Linked DNA regions of Mus musculus: region 1 is linked to region 2. A link is a contact called in ENCODE POLR2A ChIA-PET data. All regions are on one chromosome and are shown on one strand. Each heading gives the region's core, a stretch centred on a gene start or an enhancer-like site at or near the end of the contact. The rest is flanking DNA. Distances are from core to core; before and after follow the strand shown.

What was found. ChIA-PET counts read pairs that join two places held with the same protein, here RNA polymerase II (POLR2A).
Region 1: POLR2A ChIA-PET joins it to region 2 with 12 read pairs in Patski. The contact joins the promoter of Plbd2 here to the enhancer-like site in region 2. POLR2A ChIA-PET finds 5 or more read pairs at or near these places in 2 of 5 experiments (Patski and embryonic stem cell).

What each region holds. Positions count from the first base shown.
Region 1 is chr5:120,500,698-120,505,265 of GRCm38, reverse strand. Plbd2 (phospholipase B domain containing 2) reads left to right here and starts at 1,643. Exons shown (of 12, transcript NM_023625.4): 1 at 1,643-1,979. The coding sequence starts at 1,675.
Region 2 is chr5:120,465,736-120,470,080 of GRCm38, reverse strand. It overlaps Sdsl (serine dehydratase-like), which reads left to right. Exons shown (of 9, transcript NM_001384254.1): 2 at 2,583-2,807. Among named protein-coding and RNA genes, the nearest start is that of Sdsl, 4.9 kb to the left of the region's middle. Within about 2 kb of position 2,785, at least 1 of the 3 ENCODE cell types and tissues checked has a DNase peak (open chromatin) inside an H3K27ac peak, as active enhancers do.

The DNA of each region.
Region 1 (4,568 bases), core at 394-2,893, 36 kb before region 2:
ATGGCAGGGGAGTGCCTCTAGGGTAAGCAGGCAGTTGTGAGGTTTTAGGTAGTATCTTGTTTATGTTTTTTAGGTAGGATCTAATGTCCCCTAACAATGTTCTTTAACTTTAGTGTGTATCTGAGGCTAACTTTGGACTCTTGATCCTTCTGCCCCTGCCTATAGAGTGCTGGGTTTACAAGCATGCATTAAAAAAAAAAAGTTTAAGGGACCTTAAACTTTTCTCTTCTTTAAAGACAGGACTGGGCTGGAGAGATGGCTCAGCAGTTAAGAGCAATGGCTGCTCTTTCAGTGGACCTGGGATCGATTCCCGGCAACTAACAGTGGCTCACAACCATCTGTAACTCCAGTTCCAAGAGAACAAGACCTGGTGCCCAGACGTGCATGCAGGCAAACCACTCATTCACTTATTCATATCCTTTTTTTTTTTTTTAATGATGAGAACTTATTTAGTCTATGTAAGTCTCAAGATGGTGACCCTCCAGCCTCAGTCCAGTAACTGCCGGGCTTACCGGTGTGTCTTTAAATATGTCCCTCAGGAAACACCTTTCCTGCTCTGTGAAACATTCTAGAAAGGTTATGCATCAGGGTAGGGGAAGAGGGACAGAATGAGTTCTTTTTTGGTATGGGATCAGGTCTCACTCACACTGTACTCCAGGCTTGTCTGGACATCTTGCAATCCTCCTGCCTCAGTCCTTCTCAGTGCTAGAATCGTAGGTGTGAGTCACTTTGTATGTGTGAACCCGTGGCATTTGTCACTGGTTGACCAGAGGCAAAGTTGGCCAGCAACTTGACCAAAGATGTTGATCTGCGTTGAGGACAGCTTGTATGTTCACACCCTTGGCTTCTGGGGCCTGGGGCTGCTGGTTGAAGGTCTGACACCTGCATTGGTTGAAGTGCCAATCACTGCCTCTCTTTGTGTACATTTTGAGACAGATTCTCACTCTTTATTCCAGACTATTTTGCAGACCTCAAAAGCACAGGTACAGGTCCTCCAACATCCAGCTTTTTAAATAAAAATTACTTTGAGACGGGATCTCATACTGTGTACTAGGCTAGCCTGGAATTAACTCTGTAGCTCGGGCTAACCTGATTAACATATTGGGACTACTTCATTCATGGACAAATAGGAAAAAGAAGTTGCGGGGCTGGGAGATGGCTCAGCAGTAAAGGGGGCTCGATGATCTTGCAGAGGACTTGAGTTCGAATTCCAGCACCCACATTTAGACAGTTCACAACAGAGCCTCAGGGAATGTAACACTCTTTTCTGGCCTCCACCTGCATCCACATTCCCAAAAACACACACACACACACACACACACACACACACACACACACAAACACACCATGCAGATCATACACATAAAAGAAATCTAAAAATATTAAAAATTAAAAGAAGGTGAGGAAGAGGAAGAATAAGTAAAAAAGGTGAGGAAGAGGAAGGATAATTTAAAAACAAAGCAAAAGCAAACAAACAAAAACCAGAAAGAAATTCCTTGGGAGGGAAGGATGCTGAGCGGTTTTTTTTTTTTTTTCCACAGAGAGCGCGAGTCCTTTAAGGCAGGCCCCGCCTCTCCAGGAACACAGACCACGCCCATCCCGGAAGCCCAAGCACAAGCCCCGCCCCCACCCCGCCCCTCGGGACGCAGTCACGTGGCCCGGCTGCGGCTCGCGATGGCGGCCCCCGTGGATGGGAGCTCCGGCGGCTGGGCGGCCCGGGCGCTACGGCGGGCACTGGCGCTGACCTCCCTGACCACACTGGCCTTGCTGGCCTCGCTGACCGGGCTGTTGCTGAGCGGCCCGGCGGGCGCTCTCCCTACCCTGGGGCCCGGCTGGCAGCGCCAAAATCCGGACCCGCCGGTCTCCCGCACCCGCTCGCTGCTGCTGGACGCCGCGTCGGGCCAGCTGCGCCTGGAGGATGGCTTCCACCCCGACGCGGTGGCCTGGGCCAACCTCACCAACGCCATCCGCGAGACCGGGTAAGGGTTAGCCATCCCCGCCACGGCCTGGCGGGTGACAGGGGCCCTGGACTGCCTCCCTGGGGAGTCCACAGCCAGGTCTGGCCCAGGGCTGGTGGCTGACTCAGTAACTCCTATCCCCAACCACAGGGGTTCTCCCCGAGGGGCCAGGGGACCTGCCCTCTGTCCACACGGGTCCCCGCACTTAAGGCGAGCTGGACTAGAACTCGGTATGTAGACCAGGCTGCCCAGGAACTCACACAAACTCGCCTGCCTTTGCCTCCGGACTTCTGGTACTAAATGTTTACTCTGCTGCCCATTTGTCCCTAGCCTAAGGGATAATGACAGTTGTCAGTAGCCCCAGGCCCTTGTCTCCCTCCAGAGCCAGGGCGGCTGGAGTGAGCCAGGCTCCAAGCCAGAGGGAAAGTTGCAGGTCCCTAAATTCACAAGCGTGGACAGTATCCTTGTTAGATGTTGCTGTCCCTGCCCATCCCAGGGACGAATTCATGGCCCGATGCTTCACTGAGTTAGGTGCTCAGTGTGATCCCTATCGCTCTCGGAACATAGGCTGGCCCTGTGATCTGTTGTCTCACTAATTCCCTTGCTTCTCTGGGTCCCCCACATCACTGCTGTGAACCCAGAACTTGATCGTGGGTTCTTGCTGGGGTCTGCACCGGGAATAACGACTTGTGCTGAGCTATTCTTATCTTGGCATGTGGTCACAAGGACCCAGAGCCAAACAAGATTCAGGCTGAGGGAAGACACATGGGCAAATCCCACGGGAAACCGGAGCCAGCAATCTGCCTGGAAACCCAGATTTGGGCTGTGTAAGGGGAGCATCCAGAACCTGTGTGTCCCCATCAGACCTCGATGTGCTCATTCTCAGGGGCCACAGTCTCCTGCAGCATGGGTTCGCACAGGTTTGGTCATCTCCGGTGATGGTGGTCCTTGGATGGTTGGTTGCTGTAGACATCACAGCTGGGTGGGGTCAATCTGGGAAGGCTTCCAGGGAGAGAAGGCTGCTGATTTGTCTGCTATATGAAGGGAACCACAGCTCTGGCCGGCATCAGGGGCACCCCCTGTGACTCGATCTGGCGGTCTGTTCTCTGCTGACTCAATCCAGATTTGCTTGTTTAGCAGAGCTGAGAGGGTATGACGAACCCCTGCTTGGATGCAGAGGCACAGGAGGTGTGTGGAGGGGGAAGGACGGGGGTGGGGTGGCGTGGGGGCACTCAGACTGAGAATGCTTCCATTTACAGGACTCATGGGAGTGGGGACGGGTCTTCCTTGGTTGTGTTGGGAATTTCCTGCAGCCTCCGATCCACTGTTGTGTGATCCAGGGTGAGTGGCTCCCCTTCTCTGAGCCTGTTTTCTTGCCCGAGATGGGGTTCAAAGGGTCCCCCAGTTTCAATGGGACTTAGAAAGCTCCACTGTGGATGTAAGGAGAGAGGAGGGAAGGAAAGGAGTAAGGGTCCCTTCGGCCATTTTTCGATTGGGGAAACTGAGGCCCATCACCATGCTGGCATATTTCCTGTCCTCTCTTTCCTCTCCTATGGCTCCGGTCCTTTCACTGTGAGACCCCAGCACTATAGGGAATTCATGGTGGGAGACCCCAGTTTACAGGCAGGGGAACAGACCCTTGAAGACTTGGGTCAAACAGAAGTCATCTGGCCTGGCCTGGTCCCCGGTCGATGGGAGCTCCAGCCTGGGGGTGTCTGGCTCACATTTTTTGAGGCAGAGGTCAGGAGCTAGATTCTCCTGGAGTTAGTATCCCCCCTTGTCAGTTCTGGGATTTTTGTTGGTAACCGCCCCCCCCCCCCCTTCTCCTCCCTTTCTGCTGCTAGAGTTTGGCTTTCTATTGATTGATTGATTGATTTATGGGGTGTGTGGGATGGTGTCACATGAACTATGGTGTATGTGGAGGACAACTTGAATCATGTCTCTCCTTCCAGTAAGTCCTGGGGAACAAACTCAGGTCATTAGGCTTGGTGGCAATCGTCTTTACCCACTGAGCCATCTTGCTGGCCCATGAGTCTGACTTTGGCCCACCACCCAACACAATCCTGAGACTGTTTCGAGAACTCAGTCTGTTCTCAGTGACTTTGAACTTGTGATCCTATATGTCCCCCTCCTGAGAATGCTGAGAATATTGTCATGTGCCATGATGCCCAGTTTATGCAGGGCTGGGGACAGAACCCAGGGCTTGGTGCCACCTGAGCTGCCCCTCATCTCCTTTTTAAAACGATTATTTAAGCATGGTGTGGTAATACATGCCTTAAATCCCAGCACTTAGGAGTTCAAAGCCAGCCTATCTACAAATCGAGTTCCAGGATGGCTACACAGAGAAAGCCTGTCTCCAAAACAAAACAAATAAACAAAAAAACCCAACAGGGCTGGAGAGATGGCTCAGTGGTTAAGAGCACTGACTGCTCTTCCAGAGGTCCTGAGTTCAATTCCCAGCAACCACATGGTGGCTCACAATCATCCATAACGAGATCTGGCGCCCTCTTCTGGAGTGTCTGAAGACAGCTACAGTGTACTTACATATAATAAATAAATAAATCTTTAAAAAATTATTTTAAAGCCGGTCGTGGTGGCGCACGCCTTTGA
Region 2 (4,345 bases), core at 1,536-4,035:
AGTCTGAGGCAGGAAGATCTCTTTGAGTTCAAGACCAGCCTGATCTACATAGTGAATTCCAAGTCAGCCAGGGTTATATAGGGAGACCCTGCACCCCTCCTATGATGATGATGATGATGATGATGGTTTTTGGAGACTGGGTTTCTCTGTGCAGCCCTGGCTGCCCTGGAACTCTATATAGACTGGGCTGGCCTGGAACTCACTGAGATTTGCTTGCCTCTGTCTCTCAGGTGCTGGGATTAAAGGTGTGCATCACCCCAGCCCAGCTTATTTTATTTTTATTATTTTTTGGTTTTTTGGTTTTTCGAGACAGGGTTTCACCGTGTAGCCCTGGCTGTCCTGGAACTCACTTTGTAGACCAGGCTGGCTACGAACTCAGAGATCCGCCTGCCTCTGCCTCCCGAGTGCATGTGCCACCACGCCCGGCTCAGCTTATTATTTTTAACCATGTGTATGGCATGTATGTTTGTGTGCACGTGAATGCAGGCACCCATGGAGGTATCAGAACCGCTGGAACTGGGATTACAGGCTGTTGCAGGCGAGCTGCCTGATGTGGGTGCTGGGGACTGAACCTGAGTCTTCTTCAAGTGTAGCACTAGCTTTTAGTCATTTAGCCAGCACTGCCCTCCCACCCCGGGGGGTGTGTATATACACGTGAGTGCACGTATGTAGTTGTAATTCTAGCACGTGGGTGGTGGAGGTGAGAAGTTAAAATGTTCAGTGTCATCTTCATTTGCATAGCAAGTTTAAGGCTAGCCTGGACTACACAAGATCCGATTCAGGAAACATTAAAGAGACTCCATTCCTAGAGGCTTTGTAGTAGAGAGCGAGTCTCATGCGTGAGAGAGCCTTGGGAGTTTGCTGTTGGCATACCATAGGCACATAATAAGTGCAGATTCTTGTCTACAGCTGAGGGACTCCTCCAGGAAGCCTTTTCCAGATTCCATCTTACAGGCACTTGAGCAAGACCGGCCGCTTATCAAGGATGGGGGAGGGGATGATGTGAGGGCAGAGGTGAGCTGGGTAGGGTCCTAGTCATAGATCATGGATACGCAGCTCCACCTCGCTCAAGGTAGCCAGGGGTTAACCATCAATCCGGTTAACCATCAATCCTGGGAGGGGAGAGGTCACAAGACCCCAAGGAGGACACAGGACACCTGTGTCGTCTGGTCCTTCCTGAATCTTATTTTATATCTGGGGAAACTGAGGCTGAGGGTGCACTCCAGGGTCTCAGCCTTCAGAAGGGCCACAAGAGTCTGACCGTGGAGCTTCGAGCACGCGGATTTGACTAGGCTAACCAATCAAATCAGACATCTTTCTGCTTCTACTCCAGTAGTGCTGGGATTATAGACACATTACCTCATCTGGCCCTGTCACATGGGTGCTGGAGAGCCATACTGGGGTTTTCACACATGCCATCTCCTCAGACTCTCCTCAGTCCTTCTGTGACCCTAGAACTCAGCATGGCTTTCCATTGCCTGACAATATCCACCCCAACCTCCCACCGGCTCCCACCTCCTACAGCAAGGGCGTACCGAGGCCTGTGGGAAGGCAAGGGACACACTATCTTGTTTGAGGTTAAAGGTCTTGGGACTTGGCAGGTGATAGGTGTCTGGTAAATATTTATTTATTGAGTGCAGGAAGGTGTGAGCAGCCGTTGCTCTGAACAGTAAATAACACCCAGGCTTCCTCTGCTGACTGTGAAATGTTAGGGACGGGAACATGATGTGAGAGTCACTCTTCCTATTCAGACTGGAGAACGGGACAACTGCTGGCTAGGCTCATCCTGTCTCCTTTCTGTCTTCTTTCCTTCCTTCCTTCCTTCCTTCCTTCCTTCCTTCCTTCCTTCCTTCCTTCCCTGCTTCCTTTTTTCCTTCTTTCCTCCCTTCCTTCTTTCCTTTCTTCCTTCCTCCCTCCCTCCCTTCTCTCTTCTTCCTTCCTTCTTTCCTCCTTTCCTTTCTTCCTCCCTCCCTTCCTTCTTTCCTCCTTTCCTTTCTTCCTCCCTCCCTCCCTTCCTTCCTTCCTCCCTCCCTTCCTTCCTTCCTTCCTTCCTCCCTCCCTCCCTTCTCTCTTCTTCCTTCCTTCCTTCCTTCCTTCCTCTCTCCCCTTCCCTCCTCCTCTTCCTTCCTTCCTTCCTTCCTTCCTTCCTTCCTTCCTTCCTTCCTTCCTTCCTTCCTTTCTTTCTTTCTTTCTTTCTTTCTTTCTTTCTTTCTTTCTTTCTTTCTTTCTTTCTTTCGACAGGGTCTCTCTATGCAGCCCCAAACTGTCCTGGAACTTGCTGTATATACCAGCTTGGCCTTGAACTCACAGAGACCCACTTGCCTCTACCTCCCAAGTACTGGCATTAAAGATATGTGCTACCATGCCTGGCCTGCATCTTTATTATCTTGTCTCAAACATAAGCTGACCCCAGTGTGAACCAGGGCAAAGTGGCCTGACCCAGCAACAACTCTGAACCCAAAGTCAGATCTGGGGTGTGCCTATGTTATTGAAGGAGTCCAAGATGAGGGGTACACTCTACCTCTTGCTTGCCAGCCCCTGCTAATGTATGTTTTTTGAACCTCCATTTCCACACTTGCCAGATGAGCCCAGGTCGTTCATGAGCCATGAGCTGCGTAAGGAAGACAGAGAGGATTGAATACCCCCACGGGTTCATCTTGGTCATTTTTTGTTGTGAGTTCTCACCAGGACCCCAGAATCAGGAGCTGTCCCTTTAACAAGGAGGAGGGGCCAGGCCCTGGTAGCCGGAAGCTGATCTGGTAGCCAGTGCGTCCAGGTTGGTCCTGGCTGGGCTGTCCTTCAGGAAGGTAAGGGAGGCATTGTGGGAGTGGCTGGGGACCGTGGGGCAGTGTGTTGGGCAGTGAGTGGTGTGAGTGTGGTTACCAGTCTAGTAGCATCTGCCCTATCTTGTCACCTCACAGAAGGCAGGCCCTGCAGTCCCTGAGAGTAGTTAGCAGGGTGTGCTTGCTGGAGGGGCGGTCAGTTAGCTTGGCTTTCTAGTTTTTTTTTTTCCTGACTTAGCTGCTGTGTGCCACTAGATGGCCCATGGGGAAAGGACCCCTGGACTGTTGGAGTCGGAGTAAGGTCTGGACCAGATGAGAATCCTTACAAGTGGATTCCAGTAAGAAAGTCGCAGGGCCCCAGCTGTTCAAGCCCTTTTATGTGGGTGCTGGAGAGCTGAACTTGGGTCCTCACTGCTCAGCTCTAGCACCTGCCTCAGTGGTGAGAGGTGGGGTCCCTGGGTCTTGGCTCAGCTGAGTCCCCCACCCTGACAGTGGTGAAGCGGCCCCTCAGGAGGAGCAGAGAGGCCTGGGGACAGAGCCAAGCGTCTCAGCAGTTTTCCCTTGCTGCTTTTGTTTGTTCAGGGGAGGGTTTCTCTGTGTGGCTGTCATGGAACTCACTCTATAGACCAGGCTGGCCTCGAACTCACAGAACTGTCTGCCTCTGCCTCCCGAGTCCTGGGATTGAAGGTGTGCGACTCTTATGGATAATTGCCAATGGTACCAAATAGTCTCATTTTGAATGAATGAATGAATGAATGAATGATGATGATGATGATGATAATGATGGTGATAAGGAGGAGGGAGAGGAAGAAGAAGATATCAACAGTCCAGTAGATAAGATGCCACACAGTGGCTGGGCAGTGGTGGCGCACGCCTTTAATCCCAGCACTTGGAAGGCAGAGGCAGGTGGATTTCTGAGTTCGAGGCCAGCCTGGTCTACAGAGTGAGTTCCAAGACAACCAGGGCTACACAGAGAAACCCTGTCTTGAAAAACAAAAACAAAAACAAAATAAAAAACAAAACAAAACAAAACAAAACAAAAGATGCCATACAGTGTGGAAGCGCTGGAACTTTGAGCCTGTGGCCTTGTGTACCAACCCCTCTGAGTCACCAGTTACAAAATGGAGTTAAATACAGGCCTCTGTCAGGATTTCTCGGAGCCTTCTGAGATAAGAAGGAAGGAGCTGGGCATCGTGCCCAGTTTCCTGCCAGCCCCATACAACAGTTAGCCCTTATCAAGTCATGCAGGGTACAGTGGGCAGACACCTCCTTTTCATGGTTGGACTTAATCCTCTTAAGGAACCTGTGCTGCCCAGAGCTGACCAGTGTGTGGCGTAGTTCATAATTAGCTCGTTCTTATCTTTCTGGCCCAAGAGGTCGCTCCTGACTTCATACCCAAAGGAGACTTTAAAAAAAGAAAGATTTATTTTATGTATGTGGATGCTTTATTTTGTATATACATCTATATGTACACCAGAAAAGGTCATCTGATCTTATGAGACTAGGATTAGAGATGGTTGTGAACCATCTGTAATGGGATCCGATGCCCTCTTCTGGTGTGT